Regions from separate parts of the Homo sapiens genome. Here region 2 is linked to region 1. A link is a loop called in an ENCODE intact Hi-C map of the cell type or tissue named here. Cell type or tissue: heart right ventricle. All regions are shown on one strand. Links, peaks and the distances in the headings refer to the core of each region. The heading gives the core; the rest is flanking DNA.

Region 1 (10,430 bases), core at 1,387-9,386:
ACTTTGGGAAGTCAAGGCAGGCTGATCACTTAAGGCCAGGAGTTTGAGACCAGCCTGGTCAACATGGCTGATATGGTTTGGCTGTGTCCCTACCCAAATCTCATATTGAATTCCCATGTGTTGTGGGGAGTGACCTTGTGGGAGGTAATTGAATCATGGGAGCAGGTCTTTCTCATGCTGTTCTCATGATAGTGAATAAGTCTCACGAGATCTGATGGTTTTAAAAAGGGGAGTTTCCCTGCACAAGCTCTCTCTTTGCCTGCCACCATCCATGTAAGATGTGACTTTCTCCTCCTTGCTTTCTGCCATGATTGTGAGGCCTCCCCTGCCATGTGGAACTGTAAGTCCATTAAATCTCTTTATTTCGTAAATTGCCCAGTCTCAGGTATGTCTTTATTAGCAGCATGAAAATGGACTAATACAGTAAATTGATACCAGGAGTAGGGTGCTGCTGAAAAGATACCCGAAAATGTGGGTGCGACTTTGGAACTGGGTAACAGACAGAGGTTGGAACAGTCTGGAGGGATCAGAAGAAGACAGGAAAATGTGGGAAAGTTTGGAGCCCCCTAGAGACTTGTTGAGTGACTTTGATCAAAATACTGATAATGATATGGACAATGGAATCCAGACTCAGGTGGTCTAAGATGGAGATGAGGAACTTGTTGGGAACTGGAGTAAAGGTGATCCTTGTTGTGTTTTAACAAAGAGACTGGTGGCATTTTGCCTCTGCCCTAGAGATTTGTGGAACTTTGAACTTGAGAGAAATGATTTAGGGTATGTGGTGGAAGAAATTTCTAAGCAGCAAAGCATTCAACAGGTGACTTGGGCACTGTTAAAGGCGTTCAGTTTTAAAAGGGAAACAGAGCATAAAGTTTCAGAAAATTTACAGCCTGATGATGTGATAGAAAAGAAAATCCCATTTTTCTAAAGAGAAATTCAAGCCAGTTGCAGAAATTTGCATAAGTAACAAGGAGCCAAATGTTAATCCCCAAGACAATAGGGAAAATGTCTCCAGGGCATGTCAGGGGTCTTGATGGCAGCCCCTCTTATCACAGACCCAGAGGCCTAGAAGGAAAAGACGGTTTTCTGGGCTGGGTCCAGGGTGCCCCTACTGTATGCAGCCTAGGGACTTGGTGCCCTGTGTCCCAGCCACTCCAGTTGTGGCTGAAAGGGGCCAATGTAGAGCCCTGGCCGTGGCTTCAGTGGGTACAAGCCTCAAGCCTTGGCAGCTTCCACATGGTGTCGAGCCTGCGAGTGCACCAAAGTCAAGAATTGGGGTTTGGGAACCTCTGCCTAGGTTTCAGAAGATGTATGGAAATTCCTGGATGCCCAGACAAAATTTTGCTACAGTGGTGGGGCCTTCATGGAGAACTTCTGCTAGAGCAGTGTGGAAGGGAAATGTGGGGTCAGAGCCCCGACACAGACTCCCTACTGGGGCACTGCCTAGTGGAGCGGTGAGAAGAGGGCCACTATCCTCCAGGCCCCAGAATGGTAGATCCACTGACAGCTGTGCACCTGCAAAAGCCACAGACACTCAGTGCCAACCCATGAAAGCAGCTAGGAAGGAGGCTGTACCCTGCAAAACCACAGGGGCAGAGCTGCCCAAGACCATGGGAACCCACCTGTTAACATCAGCATGACCTGGCTGTGAGACATGGAGGCAATGGAGATCATTTTGGAACTTTAAGATTTGACTACGCTACTGGATTTTGGACTTGCATGGGGCCTGTGGCCCCTTTGTTTTGGCCAATTTCTCCCATTTTGAATGGCTATATTTACCCAAAGCCTGTACCCCCATTGTATCTAAGAAGCAACTAACTTACTTTTGATTTTACAGGCTCATAGGCAGAAGGGACTTGCCTTGTCTCATATGAGACTTTGGACTGTGGACTTTTGAGTTAATGCTGAAATGAATTAAGACTTTAGGACACTGTTAAGAAAACATGATTGGTTTTGAAATGTGAGGACATGAGATTTAGGAGGGGCCAGGGGCAGAATGATATGGTTTGGCTGTGTCCCAGATCTCATCTTGAATTCCCATGTGTTGTAGGAGAGACACAGTGGGAGGTAATGGAATCACGGAGGCAGGTCTTTCCTGTGCTGCTCTTGTGATAGTGAATAAGTCTCACGAGATCTGATGGTTTTAAAAAGGGGAGTTTCTCTGCACAAGCTCTCTCTTTGCCTGCCACCATCAGTGTAAGATGTGACTTGCTTCTCCTTGTCTTCTGCCACGATTGTGAGGCCTCCCCAACCACATGGAACTGTAAGTCCATTAAATCTCTTTCTTTTATAAATTACCCAGTCTTGGGTTGTCTTTATTAACAGTGTTAAAACAGACTAATAAAATGGTGAAACCGCGTCTCTACTAAAAATACAAAAAAATTAGCTGGGCTTAGTGGCACATGCCTGTAATCCCAGTTACTTGGGAGGCTGAGGCACAAGAATTGTTTGAACCAGGGAGGCGGAGGTTGTAGCGAGCCAAGATCCTGCCACTGGACTCCAGCCTGGGTGACAGAGCAAGACTCCCTCTCTCTCAAAAAGGGGGGATATGTTCTGAGAAATGTGTCATTAGATGATTTTGTCATAAGCAATATAAAGTGTACTTAACAAACCTAGATGGTATAGCCTAGTACACACCTAGGCTATATGGTTTAGCCTGTTGCTCCTGGGCTATAAACCTGGACAGCATGTTACTGTACTGAATACTGTAGGCAATTGTAACACAATGGCTGATCAGTTATCTGAAAACTATTTATGGAGTTCTTTGGCTGCCTTCCTGGGTCCTGTTGCTACCAGAGCAGCCGTAAGGCATTACCCAAAATTGCACAGCTGGTCAGTAGCAGAGCTGGGACTAGCACTCAAGTCTAGCTTGTGCTATTCAGAAGGAGATGGTGCCTGATTCTCAAGGGGCTTTCTCAAGTGGTTGCTTGAGCTGTTTGCCAGACAGGGAGACAGCAGCTAAAGGCAGAGCAACAGTTTTTTAGTTCTATTGGTTACCAGTGCTCTGTCCCAGGTCTTGCCTTTCTCAGGCAAAATATGGTACAAAAGATTAAAGATGATACATCTGTATACGGCATTTACTATGAATGGAGCTTTCAGGACTGGAAGTTGTTCTGGGTGAGTCAGTGAGTGAGTGATGAGTGAATATGAAGGCCCAGGACATTATTATATACTACTGTAGCCTTTATAAACACTATACACTTAGGCTGTAAATACTGTGCACTTAGGCTACACTGAATTACACACAAAAAATCTCTTTCTTCAAACGTAAATTAACCATAGCTTACTATAACATGTTGCTTTATGAACTTTAAAAAACTTTTTTACTCTTGTAATAACACAGCTTAAAACACATTGTACACAGTACAAAAATATTTTTTAATATATTTTATAAGCTATTTTCTATTTCTTAAATTATTATTATTATTATTTTGCTTTTTAAACTTTTTTGTTTAAAACACAAACACACACATTAGCTCAGGCCTGTACGGGGTCAGAATTATCAATATCACTGTCTTTCACCTCCACATCTTGTCTCACTGGAAGGTCTTCAGAGGCATGTATGGAGCCATCATCTCCAATGGTAACAATGCCTTCTTCTGTAATATCTCCTGAAGGACCTGCCTTTTAGGAGGTATTTTTACAGTTAACTTAAAAAAAAGATAAGTAGAAGGAATACACTCCAAAATAACAATAAAAAGTATAGTATAGTAAATACACAAACCAGTAACATAGTCATTTATTTATCAAGTATTATTACATACTGTACATAATTGTATGTGGTAGACTTTTATATGACTAGAAGCACAGTAGGTTTGTTTACACCAGCATCATCACAAACATGTGAGTAATGTGTTGTGTTACAACATTATCACAGCTACTATGGCAGTAGGCAATAGGAATTTTTTCAGCTCCCTTATAATCTTATGGGACTACCATTGTATATATGGTCCAGTTGTTGACCGAAACTTGGTGATGTTTTGGTCAACAAAATAGCATGACTATATTTTTATGGTTTTATTTTTGGCATCTAAATCTTCGATCCATATGGAATTTATCCTGGTATAAGTCAGGTGTGCATTCAGCCTCACAATTTTTTAAATGGCTGATCAGTTATCTCAAAACTGTTTATTGAATTCTTTGGCTGCCTTCCTGGGTCCTGTTGCTACGAGAGCAGTCCTAAGGCATTACCCAAAATTGCACAGCTGGTCAGTAGCAGAGCTGGGACTAGCACTCAAGTTTAGCTTGTGCTATTCAGAAGGAGATGGTGCCTGGTTCTCAAGGGGCTTTCTCAAGTGGTTGCCTGAGCTGTTTGCCAGACAGGGAGACAGCAGCTAAAGGCAGAGCAACAGTTTTTTAGCTCTCTTGGTTACCAGTGCTCTGTCCCAGATCTTGCCTTTCTCAGCCCTGGAACTGATATATTCGTTGCCACTACCACACCTGGCCGCTTGGGGCACCATATTTTCCTCTCCAACAGGCCAGAAACATGATAAACCTTTTACATTTAAGAAAGATGTTTCACAATAAATACAGAGTGTTTTTTTTACAGAATCTTGCTTATTGCTCAAGTCACATTTCTGTTAAGTCATACATTTTCAAGGCATAGCTTCAAATCCCAAGATGTAACTTTTTACCTCTCAATCAAGGTGGATTTTTCACTGTTCCTAAAGAAGCGACATTTATATCACTCCACAGGAGTCATTCTATATGACACCACAGGTGAGGGTGCCAGGCTGTTGAGGAGGCTCCCATACTTGCTAAATTACTCTTTCATGCTGGCCATTTTAGGCACAAGGTTGACCACCTGTTTAGCACAATGCTCTGGTCCTTTTTAGGGTTGCTTACAGTAGTAGAAACTGCATTTGTGACCCACTGCACTTGTTTACAGTTACTCAAGAGGCTTGAGGCCTTGCGAAAGTAAATCTAATGTGAACTCAAAGAGGAAAATACAAAAAATTAGAGCAAGTTAGAGACAGCCTTCCACTGTGCACCATAACTAGAGTTATGGTGATAACTCTCTGTGTTATCCTAGGCAGTTACTCTCCTTCTCTGGGCCTCTAGAATCCCCATCTGGGAAATGTGGGAGCTGGACTAGACAATTTCTAAAGTCTTCTGCAACTCTCAAAGTCTGTCTTCATGTCCACAAACTGTGTTTAACATCTTCATAGACTCAGACCATCTATACTTGCCATGCATGCAATAGGTGCTTCATGTGTTTGTTAAATACTCAATGAACATTATATGCAATATTTTCTCATTCTCTCCTTTCAGCTTACTAGTGTCTGATGATGTGCCATGTAGTGTTATGGATGCTGTGGAGGAATACAACATTCATGGAATTCACATTCATGGAACTCACATTTAGTGGGAAAGAGAGCTATGGGAATTAAATTTGGCCATACTTTGGACTTAAATACTGAATGAATGAATGAATGAATGAATGAATACAAAGCAGACCATGATAAGAACTAGGAGAAAGAATGAAGAGGTAAGAATGATTGATTTTGGAAATCCTTATGGAAGAAGTGGCTCCTCAGTGGAGGAAGGGTAAAGAGCAGCATTCTGTGCTGAGGGATAAGCATGAGCAAAGGGAAAGAAGGCTCTAAAGTGTGAATGGTTGAGGGACAAGTGGTCAGCCAGCAAAACAGCTTAGGACCAGGTCTCCAACAGCATGCTGAAAGGCATTGACTTTATTGTTTAGACAGTGTAGAACTATCGTGGGTTATTTAGGAAGATTCTTCAGAAGTTGACAATTATAGCAGATAAAACTTTTTTTTCGTTAAAGGATAATACCTTTTTACAGAGTAAAACTGAAGTGATGTAGTTAAGTACAAAGTGCTGACACTATTCTGAACATTTTGCATATATCATCTCACTTAGTTATCACCATGCAGGGTAGAAAGTAGATAGAAATTGTCCCCGTTTTTCAGATGAGAACTCAAAGAAGTAGAGCCCAGAATTCAAACTAAGGTCTGCTGACTGCAAGGTCTGCACTTGCCGCTTCTTGTGCTGCTCCCTGCAGAGGTTTGACTTAGGTTAATTAGCATATCAAGCAGCATAAACTGAACTTTTAATATGCATGTGGCTTTGGAAGACAGGAAAAAGCAACAGCAGAGCTAGCATTACTGATGGTACTTGTTTGTAGGGGCAGAGACCAGCCCCCATCCTTTTGTCTTATCTACCATAGCATAGCAACTAGGGGACAACCACATGTGACATTGGGCAGCTTTGACAATGGCCAGGCAGTCCAGCCCATGAGCCTGCTCTGTCCTTCCTTAGACAGGCACTAGCTTCCTGAGCCTGGGCAGCACCATCGTATCTGCAAAACTCAGACTCACAGTATTGCCTCTCCGCATCCACAGGCCTCAGCTTATGCTAGTGCCCCTCTGTATCACCTGTCCTATGACTGCTGTCCCTGCTGCCTCTTGCCTCTGGAATCCTCTGTTCCTCCTTGGTGCACCTAAAGCCCTTAAATGTAGAACAGCTATGACTATTCATTCACCGTGCTGTCCCTGGGCAGTGCTTTAGCAACATTCGGTTTGCCTATTTGTCCATTCATGAATTCATTTATTAAGAAGCTGTACCATGCAATAGGAAGAGTACTGGGACAGAATACCTGAGTACTAGACAAGCTGCTGACACCTTGGGCAGGCCACTTTCCTTCTACAGGCCTCCTTTTCTTTATGGATAAAATAGGAGAATTGAGTAAGATAATCTTTGAGGTCTCTACTAGCTCTCTCACTTTGAGGCTGTTTTGTTTAGCTGTAAATTCACACCTTCATCCTAACATGGGGTTAGGGAATGCTTCTTAGAAGAGATGATCCTTGAAGTGGGTCTTAACGGATGAGTATGAAGAAGAGAAAGGTATTCCAGGGAATATGATCAACATGAACAAAAGTATGGAGAAGGCATGGCAAACTGGGGGAAATGAGGGCCTCTGGAGGGGAGCAGAGCAGTGGGAGACAAGGCTACAGTGATGGCTACGTTCAGATCGTAAAAGCTTTAATGTCAGGCTAAGGAACTAGAACTTCATCCTGTGGGGTAAAGGTGCAGGAAAGGTTTTAAAGCAGAGAAATGACTTGATTTGATCTATTTTTAGAAGCTAGTACTGTTCAACAGAGAAACCTGGGAGGAATGGCAGTGGTTTCAATCTTGTGGCTTTGTAAGATATTAATTTGGTAAGTTTTTGCTTTTTAGCGAGACAAGATGCTACCGACCTATTGGATAGGGGATGTCATGATTTACAGTCTGACTGTGGCTCTAGAATCCCCATCAGACTCCTTTATCCAGATTCTGCCCCATTCTAGTTGGCAACTCCAGGCCTAGGCCAAAGCCAGCCCTTTTCTCTTCCCATGACAACCAAGCCAAACAGCTGACTTAGGAAGCTCCACAGTGTAGCCCTTGCGGCACGCATGCATGTGTCAGTAGGTCCTCATGTGTGCTCACTGCTTCATAGTGTATCAGGCTCTTTGACTCACCAACTCTTTTCATTCTTACAGTAACTCTGAAGTTCTCAGAGAAAGTACAATCCCTACTGTACAGTGGGGAAATGGAATCTCAGAAGGATTGCATGATTTGCCCCAAGCAGCATAATGTAGTGTAAGGGGCATGAGGCCTTGGAGTTGTTAAGTCATGGGTTCCATTTCCAGTTCTGCTGCTTAATATCTTGATATCTGACCACGGGCAAGATTGCCACCCTCTCTAAACTGTGGGTTTCTCATCCTTAAAGACTGAGATAATAATAGCTTCTGTATGTGTGTATCATTGGAGCGAATTATGTGGTTTATGGAAAAGCTCTTGGCACAGAGTAGGTGCTCAGAATGTCTGTTTCTGTTTCCTCTGACTCACTTCAGTGCTCTTTCTGGTGTTTCGCCTTGCTTCCCATATGGCCCTCTTTGTCATCTCTCTTGCTCCTCTATTCTTAAGTCAATGCCACAGACATGCATTACTGGAAATGTTCTTCCTGGGTACACAATATGAAGCTAAGCCTTGTGGATGAAGTGAGAGGACATAGGAAATGGCCCTTTCCCTCACTGCTTGCTACCTGATTATTGTGGGTGTTAGGGTGGAGAGGGTTTAGCCTTCACTCTTGAAACAAAGCTGAGGTGATCTGACCATCTCATGATGATCCCTTCTTGCTCCTCAGGGAACTTACTGTATGCCAAGTGCCGGACTCAACTCTTACACTGTCTCACTAAGCTCTTACACACTGTTACATCCACTGTGTGTGTATCTTACATACGCTTCTGTATTCTTAACATATAACCCTGTTCTACAGATGAGGAAAATGAGGCTCAGAAAAGCTAAACCTATTAAGATCTTAAACTCATATTTGATGAAACCAGGATTTGAGCTAGGTTATCTGATTCTGGAGCATGCACTCTTAAATTAGATTACCTTTTGTTTATTACAAAATAGTGTATGTACATAGTTTAAAAATTTTCTAAATACTAAAAGGCTTAGTAATGGCAATTTCTGCCTCACCTTTTCCCACTCTTTTGTCCAATTTCCGGAGCCAACCATTTTGAATTATTTTGGGGTGTCTATCTCTATATTTCTAAACTAAATGTCTATTTAAGATATCAATTTTAAAATAAATTTTATCTGTTGCTTTCTTATAAATAAAAATTTAATTATCTTATACCACCACCTTCATTTCCCTTCCCTCCATCCTCACGTGTAGTTAAGTCATTAGTCTATTATTATGAGTAGTGTAAATACTGTTCTCACTGCTAAGCCAAGTAATATATCATGATATGGTTCCTATGCTATACTTTTCTTTTCCTGGAGTTAAACTTGCCTGTTTATTTTCCCCTTCCTTTAACTGACTTTCTATATACCAATTACTAATTGTTCCCAAATGCCTCCAAAACATCTATAAAACACCTCTTACACGCTTTGCAACATGGTCAAAGACGTCAACTCTTTCAGCAGTCTCCCCACCCCCACTTTCACCACATGCCACTCTGGGGTTCAGCCTTTCTGTTCCACTCTGAAATGGTTACTCTAGGCCTGCACCGTGGTTACGTGATGACTTCTCTATACCATTTCCCTGTGTTAAATCCCTGTTCCCTATCTTCCTTCTTCTTTAGATTAGTCTCATTTTGGTGGGGCACAGGACTCAGTACCTTTCCCGGAAAAGAGGAGTTGAAGATAAATTTTTTGGTTCTTTGAAATTCTGAAAATATACTTACTCTATTTTCACATTTGATTGACACTTTCACTGTTTGTAGAAATCTAGGTTGGCAATTTTTTTCATTCTGACTTTTGCATGCATTTCCCATTGTCCTCTAGCATCTAATGTTACTATTGAGAAGTCTGCTGCTTTTTCTAATTCCTGTTTCTTTGTACGTTGCCATTTTTTTTTCCTTGAAATTCTTAGGAACTTCTCTTTACTTCAGTGTTTTGAAATTTTATGATGACATGCCTTGATATGTATCTTCTTTATTCATTGTTCTGGTATTTATTGAGCCTTCTCAGTCCAGAGGCTTAGGCCTGCCAGTTCTGGGAAATCTTTCTTGAAATTGTTTTACAATTTTTTCCTTATTTTTCTTTGTTCTGTCTTTCAGGGACTTCTATTGAATGTATATTGAATTTCCTGACTCCTAATTTTCTTATCTTTTCTTTCCTCTTGGGCATGTTTTTACTTTTCTTACCACTTTGTGAGAAAATTTTTTGACTTGATCTTCCAACTTTTCTAATGGAACTTTTATTCAGCTATTATTTTTAATTTCTAAGGTTCTTTCTTATTTTTAATCCTTTAAAATAGTTTTCTGTTCTTGTTTATATTGCCATATCATCTATCATTTTTCTATGGATATTAATTATAGAGTTTAAACAAATGTTTTCTTCTCTGCCTTGACTCTGTTTTTTTCCAATTTTTAATTTTCTATTTCTTTGTTTTGGGTTCTGTCTTTCACACTGGAGACTGTGCTTTATGTTTTTTGTTTGCCCTGTAGATGCATTATCCACCTTTTTTCACACTCCATATATCCCTAGGGAGGATGGCCTCTCTATGGCCTGCATCAACTGGCCCTCTGGCTTCTGGTTGGGTTCAGCTAATGAGAGGAACGGCAGATCTCAGGACTGAAAAACAACGAGGTCAGGGTATTTATTCTCCTAGCTTCTCCCTGCTTACCTGCCATGGCTGCATCCCTCTATCAGGGATTCCAGTCTGGTGTCCCTCTCCTTAACTTCACCCTCTCCAATTCACCCTCTCCAAGGGTAACCACTCCTTTCCCTTACTTCTTCAGGCTTAGAGGTGGTAGAGCTCTAGTTTTATCTAGTAGTCCTGGAATATAAACATTGTCCATACCTCTGTAAATGGTTCCTTTATTAAACTCTCACCTGCTGTCCAGTTTGATGTGGTCTTCTGCTGAGATTCTAACTGATACAGAGGTTTTCCTCTCTAAAGATCTGATGATCTTTAG
Region 2 (10,430 bases), core at 1,171-9,170, 100 kb before region 1:
TGGACCCTGGAGGAACAGGAAAACCAAGACCTCAGCCGGCACATCTCAGAGCAGGGACTCGTGGTCCAGCCTCTCATGTTGGTTCTTTGTAAACTGGCTTTAGAGAGTGATAGTCATAATGTTATTAACACTAGCATTTAAGAGTTTACAAAGTGCATTTATGTTTATTGCCTGCCTTTTCATCATAGGCTTGAGAGGTTGCTTGAGCAAGTTTCATTGCCTCTGCTTGAGTTGGCTGGGACTTGTAAGTTTAAGGTTCTTCCATTAGGAAAGGTGATGTGCTGTAGAGGAGAAGCTCACAAAGGAAGATGGGAGCTGGACACTGGTCCTGGGCCTCCATCTCCCTCCCCAGCACTGCCTGTCTCCTTTCCCTACTTTTTATTTCTCTGTAGCAATTAACGTCATTTGCCATAGGTAATGTTTTGTTGTTGTTGTTGTCTGTCTTTCCCCTCATTAGATTTAAGCTCCATGATGGGAGGGAGTTTTGTCTTTTTTTTTTTTTTAAATTAGAGACAGGTTCTTGTTCTGTCACTCAGGCTGGAGTGCAGTAGCATGGTCATAGCTCCCTGCAACCTTGAATTCCTAGGCTTAAGCAATCTTTCCACCTCAGCCTCTGGAATAGCTAGGACTACAGGTGTGCACTACCTGTTCAACTAGTTTTTTTTAAATTGTTTGTAGAGACAGGATCTTGCTGTGTTGCCCAGGTTGGTCTCAAACTCAAGCGATCAAACTCAAGGCTCAAGTGATCCTCCCACTTTGGCCTACAAAAGTGCTAGGATTAAGTTTTATGTGTTCTGTTCAGTGCAGTAGCCCCTAGCACCTAGGACAGCACCTGGTGTATAGAAAGTGCTCAATAACTATTTGCTCAATATTGTGAATGCCTGGATCTGTTTCTATCTATATAGGCTGTGTGACTTGGAAAATTATTTGTTTTCCTTAGTTTTGTTTTCTCTTTGGAGAGTAGGTTTAGATGGTCTCTGATATCCTTGGTGGTAACAGCAATACCTACAATTCCTACTGTTCAACAAACACTGAACACCACCTCTGGGTCAGGCTCTGTGTTAGGTGCTGTGGGGAATACTGAGAGAATAAGAAAAGATCATTGTTCTTCACCCTTCAGTGGGCAAACTAAGATATGCAGTCAAATAACCCTATGTTTGGAGGGATAGAAAGTTGTTGAAACAGAGGTACAAGCACCATGCCAGTGGCTCCTAAAGGAAGAGGTGGCTTATTCTGACCAGGGGATAATAGGGTGCTTTAGGGAGGCAGCAGCATTTAAGCTAGGCCCTGAAGGGGGAGTAGGATTCCATAAGTGGGACAGACAGGCTGACCAGCATTGCAGGCTGACAGGTGTTGCAGGCTGACCAGCATTGTGAGCTGGGGGCAGAGCATGGCCCTAAGGCCCAGGAAGGAGGAATATGAATATGCTTTTGACAAAGGAGCAGTCATCCAACATTGAGAGAATGTAGGTGCTTTGAGAGAGGCAAGGGAGCTACTGAACAAACTAGGACTGGGGCTTCCTGCCATGCTCTTCCCTAGCCTGGAGGAAGAAACCAGCCTGACTCCTTCTTGCTTTTCTCTGGAAAACCCTAACCACATGTTGTAGATAGTTCTGCACTCAGTCTTGGTGTTCCTCAGGGTGCAGTCTGTCTTCACTTCTATCACTGCTGCCCCCGATTTGGTAGCTAATAAAGTCAGTGGTGAAAATGGAGCAGCTGTGTGGAATACTTCTATGTTTTGGGAATCTGACCTTTGCCATATAGGTCAAGGATGGATGAAGCTCACTCACTCATCAGCTGGGCTCTCTCTGTGCCTCCAGCCCACGTGTGTGTCCCTGTGACTCTGAACAACCTCAGGAAGTCCTTGCGAATGTTCACTTTTGAAGAGCCAGTGTGACCACGTGAAAAGTGGAGCTGAGGTCAGACAGACCTGTGCATCCCCTGCAGGACAATGACTGAGGGCACTGACTCTGGTTGCCAGGCCCCTGGGTCCCATCCTAGCTTTGCCATTGAAAGCTGCTGGCTCTGAGCCAGAGACATAACCTCTCTCTATGCGTTAATATTTTCATCTATAATTTGAGGATTATAATGCCTACTCAGGGTATTTCTGTGGATTAAAAGGGATAATCCATATGAAGAGTTTAGCATGAAATAGCCCTCAAAATATTAGCAATTATTATTGTTATTATTGCAGCTGTGCCACTTACTAGCTATGTGATCTTGGACAAGTCATTTAACCTCTGTGGTCTGTTTCTTAATCTGTAAAATGGGATTCACAATAATCATTCAGGGTTGATTTAATTATGTAACTTAATGATAGTGCCTAAAGCAGTTTTATACAGAGTCAGCTCTCAATAAATAAATTCTCCCCAACCTTTCAACTTTTGTTCATTCTCTTTGCGGGCTTTTTTCTCCCCTTTTTAGTTAGGCAGCCTGTATTTGGAAATCTTATTTCTGTATTAACTTAAAAAAATTCCAAACCTTTTATTATGTGATATTGTTTATGATACGACTTTGGAAACTTGTGACATTTTACTAAAAAATAACAAACTATACAGTCAAGTTTTAATGTTTATTTACGCTAGGAACTATATGAGTAGTCTTTGATATTAGAGTGCATGCTTTATTTTTGGACAGTGGTCAGACTAAATATTCCAAAGGTGACAATAAAATTAAATTGTATACCAGTCATTTTAATACTGAAGATTTTTAGGCATCATAATTAAAATGTAGATCAGGGAGGTATCCAAGAGGTCATCTGTTGCGGTTCTCTCATTTTATAGATGGGAAAACTGGGTGCCTAAAGCAGAAGGGACCTGTTCAAGGCCATGCAGCCTAGAAGAGAAGCCAGGATTAGGCCTGAATCTTAATTCAAGTCTTACGAGTCTTGAGTTGAAGCTTCCTCTCTTCTCTTTTCCAACTGAATCTTGCTTCATCTTTCTTCTCCGTTGTTCCTTTTACTCATTTCTTTTTCCTACCTTTAATTAATTTGTTTTGTCTCGTACATTAGAGGCTTCTGATGTGCAAGCCACTATGCTTGAATCTTAAAAAAAAAATCAAAATTCCATGATAGAGCTTTCAATGTTCTTTCTCTTTTTTGATTATCATTAGAGGCATTGACCCTAACACTTTGGTAGGTGGGAATTGGCTGAGAAGATTTAACAAAGTGGTAGAAATGCTGTGTGGAACCATGGAAATCCTTAATAAGGCTGTGTTGTTCAGTTTGGGAGAATAGTAGTAGTAATGGCCATTCACTAGTTAGTATGTGCCATAGGCTTTATGGAAAAGTATCCTTGCAGCAATGCTGCAAGGGAGATGCTTTTGTTTTCATTCTGCAGATAAGACTTAGAGCTGTTGAGTAGTTTGCTCAAGATTATGGAGCTAGTGAATGGTAGTTTTCAGTAGTGGTGAGTGAGAGGTAGGTAGGTTGATAGGTAGGGAGGTGGTTGGATTCATTTATTCTATTGTTCATTCAGGCAGCAGATATTTATTGAGTGCCTACTTTGTGTTGGGCATTATTCTAGGACACAAGAATGAGTGAAATAGCCAGTCCCCAGTGTCATGGAGCTGGCTCTCTGGAAGAGGAGGCACACATTAATTAAACAGTCCTAATGAGTGTGCATTTATAAACTGAGGTAAATGCTCCCAGGATGAGGAACATGGTCCTCTGAGATTGTTGCACAGAGGAACCTGATCTGAGTTGAGTAGTGGGCAGAGTTGAAGATGAGTAGGAGTTGACTAGGTGAATGGGGTCAGGGTAGTAGAGATAGCTGGGGACAAAGGGAACCAGTATGGAGGCTGTATTAGTCTGTTCTCACGCTGCTGTGAAGAAATGCCTGAAACTGGGTAATTTATAAAGAAAAGAGGTTTAATTGACTCACAGTTCCTGCATGGCTGGGGAGGCCTCAGGAAACTTACAATCATGACAGAAGGCACCCCTTCATAGGGCGGCAGCAGAGAGAATGAGAGCCAGCAGGGGAAATGCCAGACACTTACAAAACTATCAGATCTCATGAGAACTCACTATCATGAGAACAGCATGGGGGAAACTGACCCCATGATTCAATTACCTCCCACCAGGTCCCTCCCACAACATGTGGGGATTATGGGGATTACAGTTCAAGATGAGATTTGGGTGGGGACACAGCCAAACCATATCAGAGGCCTTGTGGAGGAGCAGCATGGCACATGCTATACAGAAAGGAGTGTGGTGTGACTGCTTCCAGCACCTGTGCTCTGAGCTCTCTCCTTGCCTGTTTCCTGCTCCTTGTACAGGAAGATGATGCTAGGTGATTCTTGGTCAGTTAGTTCTGTGTTTGACTAGTCCCTGGGTATTATCATCAAATGTCCTTTTTATAAAGTCTCTGTCCACATGGCAGAATGAAGGATGAGTTACAGAAGTCAGGTTCTTAACCTTCTAAGGACACAGAATGAATAACCCAGAGAGTAACTGGTGCTTGTATTTGTAAACAGGTGAATCATAAATATAACAAACCTATAGGTAGAGAGCTTCCTCCTTTTCATGAGTATATTCTAGAAGACCTTGTAACATCCTGGAATATTAGAGTTGAGAGGGACTGAAGAGGTCATGTGACCTTTTCTCTGTCTTACCCATGGATTTTCTTTTTATAACATCCACCTCAGTTTGCTGACTCCATTTTGCTATCTTCAGTGACATTATATTCCCTTTTTGGACAGATACTGTCAAGAAAATATGGATGATCCTCTAATCTATCTTTCTATCACCTATAGGACTCCCTTCCCTAGAACAGGGTAGAAATTTCTCTTCCCTGAAGAGCTCAGACATCCCTGGAGCTACTTCTCATTGTACCTATAGCTATGGCTGCAGCACCTGCAGCCCTTGATGGATGGTAAAGGAAGTTGGCCTCTTGAATATTCATCATCCACCCACCCTACCCACAGAGTATCCCCTGCTCTCTGTGGTTTGCATCTAGTAGTCTTTCTCCTTACTCTCTCCCCTTTCATTTATATTTGACTATTTGATAACATGTTTGCCAAACGCCCCAGGAGAGTTAAATAATTTGGTAATGAAATAACATTTTATGATTCCCATTAGCGGGACCCTTGATGTAGCATCTCTACACCTTCATCATCTTCCTACTCACCTTGAAATCCTGAAATCTCAGAATGGTGTTTATTTCCTCTCCTTTCCTTTTAAAATCACATCTAATGGGGTGCCAAGCCCTGTAAATTCTTTCTTCTTTGTTTTCCTATGACTTCTATTCTAGTTTAGGCCTTGATGCATCCTAGGCTTGTGTTATTGTTGTTGTTTCTTTCTTTTCTTCTCTTTTCACTTGCTACCTCTGTGACTTTGGGTAAGTACCTTGTTCCCTGTCAGTAACATGGGGATGGTAAAAGTGCCTAACTCACAGGGTTGTTGCAAGAATAAGCAGGATACTGTACAGAGAATGTACTTACTTTAATAAATGTAATTTAATGTACATACTTTAATAAATAAATTAATGTACATATATCGGTGATGTGTTAAAAAATATTTTACTAATAGACGTCAGGCGTGTTGGCTCACACCTGTAATCCCAGCACTTTGGGAGGCTGAGGCAGGCAGATCACTTGAGGTCAGGAGTTCAAGTCCAGCCTGGCCAACATGGCAAAACCCTGTCTCTACTAAAAATACAAAAATTGGCCGGATGGTGGTGCATGACTGTACTCCCAGCTACTCAGGAGGCTGAGGCGGGAGAATTGCTTGAATCCAGGAGGTGGAGGTTACAGTGAGCCAAGATCATGCCACTGCACTCCAGCCTGGATAATGCAGTAAGACTCTGTGTCAAAAAAAAAATTTTTTTTTTTTTTTTTTTTTTTTTTTTTTTACTAATAGTAAGCAACCAAGTTTAGGGATCCCTGGTCTGGAGGGTGAGATCCAGATCCAGCCATGGCACTTCTCTGTGGCTGGCCCCAGCCTGGCAATCTTGACTCCCTTTCTAGTCTCCTTCTCTTGTGACCCTTATTCACTCTCCTGCCTTTTGACTTTTTTTTTTTTTTTTTTTTTTTTTGAAACAGAGTCTCCCTCTGTTGCCCAGGCTGGAGTGCAATGGTGCCATCTCGGCTCACTGCAACCTCTGCCTCCCAGGTTCAAGTGATTCTCCCACCTCAGCCTCCCCAGTAGCTGGGACTACGGTCGTGGGCCACCACACTCAGCTAATTTTTGTATTTTTAGTAGAGACGGGGTTTCACCATGTTGGTCAGGCTGGTCTCAAACTCTTGACCTCAGGTGATCCTCCCACCTTGGCCTCCCAAAGTGCTGGGATTACAGGCGTGAGCCACTGTGCCTGGCCGCCTTTTGATTTTCGTATCTTTGCTCATCCCCTCACGCTGCTCCTGCAATATCCTCCCTTGGTCTCCCATTTTCTTTTCTTATCCAGAAGTTCACCTTAAATGCCTCTTGTTCCCTCAAGCCTGCCAGGACAATTCTAGTTCCAGACCCCTTAGGTGTTCTTTCTCCATACTTCTCATTTGGCCTCTGTCGTTTTCTGTGGTACGTTGATATCTTTTGCAGTCTATACTTCTTGGCTCTGTAGTTATTTCTCTGTGCTAATTCTTACATGGACATGCCTTATAAATTGTGTTGCACTTGCTGACTTCGTTTTGAGCTATTTTGTCATCTCTGTCATTTATCATTTACCTGGAGACACATACCTATACTTTTTGGATGACATTAGTGTATCTATTTTTTTTAATCATAGTAATATATAATCCTTTAAGGAGAAGATACGTTTGTTAAATTTGTGATTTGAATCTCCCTGGATTTGACAGCACGCATCAGCTTGATGCAGACATTCATCTACAGTGTATTAATGAGCATTTTTTATATGTGGATTCATTGTTTTTTTTTTACTCCAGATGACATAAAATCATCATCCATGTGTTTATGCCTTTATTTCAGCACTTACAGTCCTGAGTTCTACATGGGCTCCTGGGAAGAAGATTATTCTAGTGAGGAAAGCTGGATGGTACACAGAGCATATCCATTTAATCTGGGTTTTCGTCTTCCTCAAACATTGTAAAAATGGCTATTTCATCAGCCAAGTTTTGTCAGTTTGGGACAGCAGCTGTGCAATCATTGGAGATACCACTGGCCCTGGAGTCAGAAGACACAGGTTTAAATCTTGATTCGACTATTTGGTTGTTGATTGAACTCAACCAAATCATTTAACTCTCATCATTTAACCTCATCTGTAAAATAAGCTTAATACTCTATATGCCATAGCATTATTGTGAGGATTGAGCCAGCGTCAATGAATGTACTGGGTACCTGGGAAGAGGTCAGTAAATGTCTGTTTAAAAGAAAAGGAAAAATAAAAGGGTCTCTTCTGTCCTGGGTGAGCCTTCTGATGCAGAGTTTATTTTGAGGAGAAATAGACAAGTTCAGAGTGTGTTAAATTTAGGCTTGAGACTAAAGACTGAACGTTAAGTCAGCCTGGTTTCTGGACTTGTCTTAACCAGAATGTCTATGGCCTCCGCAGAGAGTATGAGGATTAATTAGTTAATCTTTGTAAAGTGCTTTGAAGGTGAAAAGTGCTCTGTAAGTGGAATGGCTGAATTGCTATTGGGGATATAATAATGGTGGCACCATATTCTGCCAGTCTTGCCTGTCTTTGACTTCAATAATCAATAACAGGAAAGCTCTAAGATGTTTTACTTCATGTGAAAGAAAGGATTCAATGCGTGATTTCTGGTAAAATTATTTCTGTAGTCTTAGAGATAACAACTTCCTAGTTTTTCCCAGCAGAGGAACGGTCATTTAAGCAGCAACAGTCTCATCCCCTGGTTTCTTGGGAATCTCCTGCTGAGCAATCTGGTTAGAAATCCTAGCCAGCTCAGGTAGAGGGACAATTTGCCAGTTTTGGATGCCCTATGGGTCCTGGGCACATGGGTTTTTAAGAGGCTAATCTTGCAGAAGTGAAGGAAGAGTGTTGAGTGATTATGCAGTGACTAGTGCTTAATAACCAATGCAGAGTAATACCATGGGCTAGTAGAAAGGGATGTGGCTTAGCTGTGTGACCCTGGGCTAGTCACTTCTCTGAACCTTAATTTTTTTCACCTGCCAAATGGCGGCATAGTAGTGGATGAGTACAATGATAAAGGTGGCTCACAGGAGGGTGACTTTCACCCTTTCTGGGGAGAGCTGGGGAGTCAAGAAAGGTTTCATAGAACTAGTGGTACATGTGCTGGACTCCAACGGTGGAGCCATAGTTTACCAGCTAAGGAGAGGTCATTCTTAGCAAAAGGAACAGCACACAAAGAGCCATGAAGGAGTACATTTGAATGGACCTACTCCCAGCTCTCATAATATACGAGGTACCCCAAATACCCTGTGAGCTACGCAGACTTTGTTCCCTCTTTGAGGAAGCCCAAAAGTCAGATTCCTGTAAACTGCTTGGTATCTACCTTAGTGTCTGCTAGCAGGCTGATGCTGAGAACTGTTTCCCTGCAGAGCCTTGTATCACTGCAATATTCTGACATTTCCCCATGAATCTATGGTTATTTTTTTAGCTGACACTATAAACCATATGTTGAATGTGGGGCCAGATGAAGCTTTGATACCAAACACAAAGTATGCAGTAGTAGATTTGTCTAGAATTTAATATGCACTGCTCTGTGTTTTGTCTCTAAAGCAAAGTTTTTCTTTGTTAAAATAAACATGTATAAAGAATTTATACAACGCACATGGTTATGCATATTTATTGCAGAGAATCTGTTAATAATCTATGGCTCATCAGATTTTGCATTTCTGTTGAAATAACAAATGTGGCACTTGGTACAACTGAATGAATTTGGTGAATTTTCTCTTATCTAGGAGAAGAAAGTCCATTTCTCCTTTTGCAAATCTCATTTTCTTTTGTCATTTTTAGCACTGGCCAGCTTCCCATGTGGTGCATCTGGGGGACTAAATGCTTTTCTGGCTCCAAATGGTTTTGCCATTTTTTTTTTCTTCTCTCACTCCCTTCCCTCTAGCACACATAAACACTTGCCTTAGGATTGTTAGAATTGCTCCTTTGGGTAAGAGCATAGATTCTGAAAGGTCCCTTTATGTTACAAGGAGGGGAGAGCAAATGAAGCTGGCCATTCATTGAGCTAGGCCCTAAGAGATTGTGGAGTGGAGAACTTCAAGGTGGCTAAATGGGGCCCTGGGTTGGGTGGGGGAGAGGAGAGCCTGAGAACAGGCATCTGGGCAAAGCACAAGGAGTGTGTGGGGAAGGGAGGGAATGGAAGGCCATAAAGCATGGTTGAAGTATATCCGTAGTCATATTCATATCTATATAACATGCAAGAGCAGAAACTTTAGAATGAATCTCTGCTTGAATCCAGCTCTGGTACTCACAGCTTATTTGATCTTGGGCAAGTCATTTAACCTCTCTGAACCTTAGTTTCCACATCTGTAAAAATATGAGTGCATGTGCCTTCTTTACAGGAAGATAGGAAGGCTCCTGGTAGGTGGTACTAAAATAAATGTCACACTTTCTCTTGTAATTCATTGCCTACCCATGAGAGCACAGCTGTGGAATGTAGTCTTAATTCAAATAATATTTGTTTTTAGAAACTGGCAAGATGTTTACCTGGGGCCGAGCAGACTATGGTCAGCTAGGGAGGAAGTTGGAGACTTATGAAGGCTGGAAACTAGAAAAGCAAGATTCATTTCTCCCCTGTTCAAGACCACCGAACAGCATGCCTTCGTCTCCGCATTGCTTAACTGGAGCAACTGAGGTAGGAAGTGACTTCTCACAGATGTAATCTGTCCCTTTTTCTTGTCTTTCAGTGAATCATTTACTGAGGGCCTACTGTGTGCCAGGCGTTATGGATAGGTACCATGTAGGAATCAGAAGAGGTCCTTGCCCTAAGGAGCTCATGCTTTAATGTGGTCAAAAGTCAGTCACCCAGATAACTGTACTGCAAGGCAGACTTTGTGTAGTTCCTTGGAGGTTCAAAGTACTTTGGATCTACTGTGAAGAGCAAGAAATGAATTCAGGGTACAGAGATTGGCCTAGGCTTAGAAAATGACAAGGCTGGCCAGGCACGGTGGCTCACGCCTGTAATCCCAGCACTTTGGGAGGCCGAGGTGGGCGAACTGCCTGACGTCAGGAGTTCGAGACCAGCCTGGCTAACATGGTGAAACCCCGTCTCTACTAAAAATACAAAAATTAGCTGGGCGTGGTGGCACACACCTGTAGTCCCAGCTACTTGGGAGGCTGAGGCAGGAGAATTGCTTGAACTCAGGAGGCAGAGGTTGCAGTGAGCTGAGATCACACCACTGCACTCCAGCCTGGAGGGGGGTGGGGGCAGAGCAAGACTCTGTCTCAAAAACAAAAACAAAAAAAACAACAAAAAAAGAAAATGACAAGGCTCTGATCTGTGCTTTGGAGGATGGGTCAGACTTGAGCAAGCAGTTGTAAG

What was found. A loop is a pair of places that touch in the nucleus more often than their neighbours do. Peaks named below come from ENCODE experiments on the same cell type or tissue, not always from the same donor. Only the 100,000 strongest peaks of a DNase experiment are listed, where the experiment ranks them.
Region 2: it touches region 1 in a loop (2.5-fold over the local background); 4 of 110 quality-filtered maps call a loop at or near these places.

What each region holds. Positions count from the first base shown.
Region 1 is chr11:17,858,624-17,869,053 of GRCh38, reverse strand. The region is part of intron 10 of SERGEF (secretion regulating guanine nucleotide exchange factor); the gene reads left to right. LOC124902642 (a long non-coding RNA gene) reads left to right here and starts at 2,173. Exons shown (of 2, transcript XR_007062610.1): 1 at 2,173-2,263; 2 at 5,272-10,430. RefSeq lists an enhancer at 1,233-1,734. In heart right ventricle, for the core only: a CTCF peak has its summit at 4,457; no DNase peak of the experiment used is centred there.
Region 2 is chr11:17,958,783-17,969,212 of GRCh38, reverse strand. It overlaps SERGEF (secretion regulating guanine nucleotide exchange factor), which reads left to right. Exons shown (of 11, transcript NM_012139.4): 9 at 9,577-9,743. Among named protein-coding and RNA genes, the nearest start is that of SERGEF, 49 kb to the left of the region's middle. In heart right ventricle, for the core only: no CTCF peak of the experiment used is centred there; no DNase peak of the experiment used is centred there.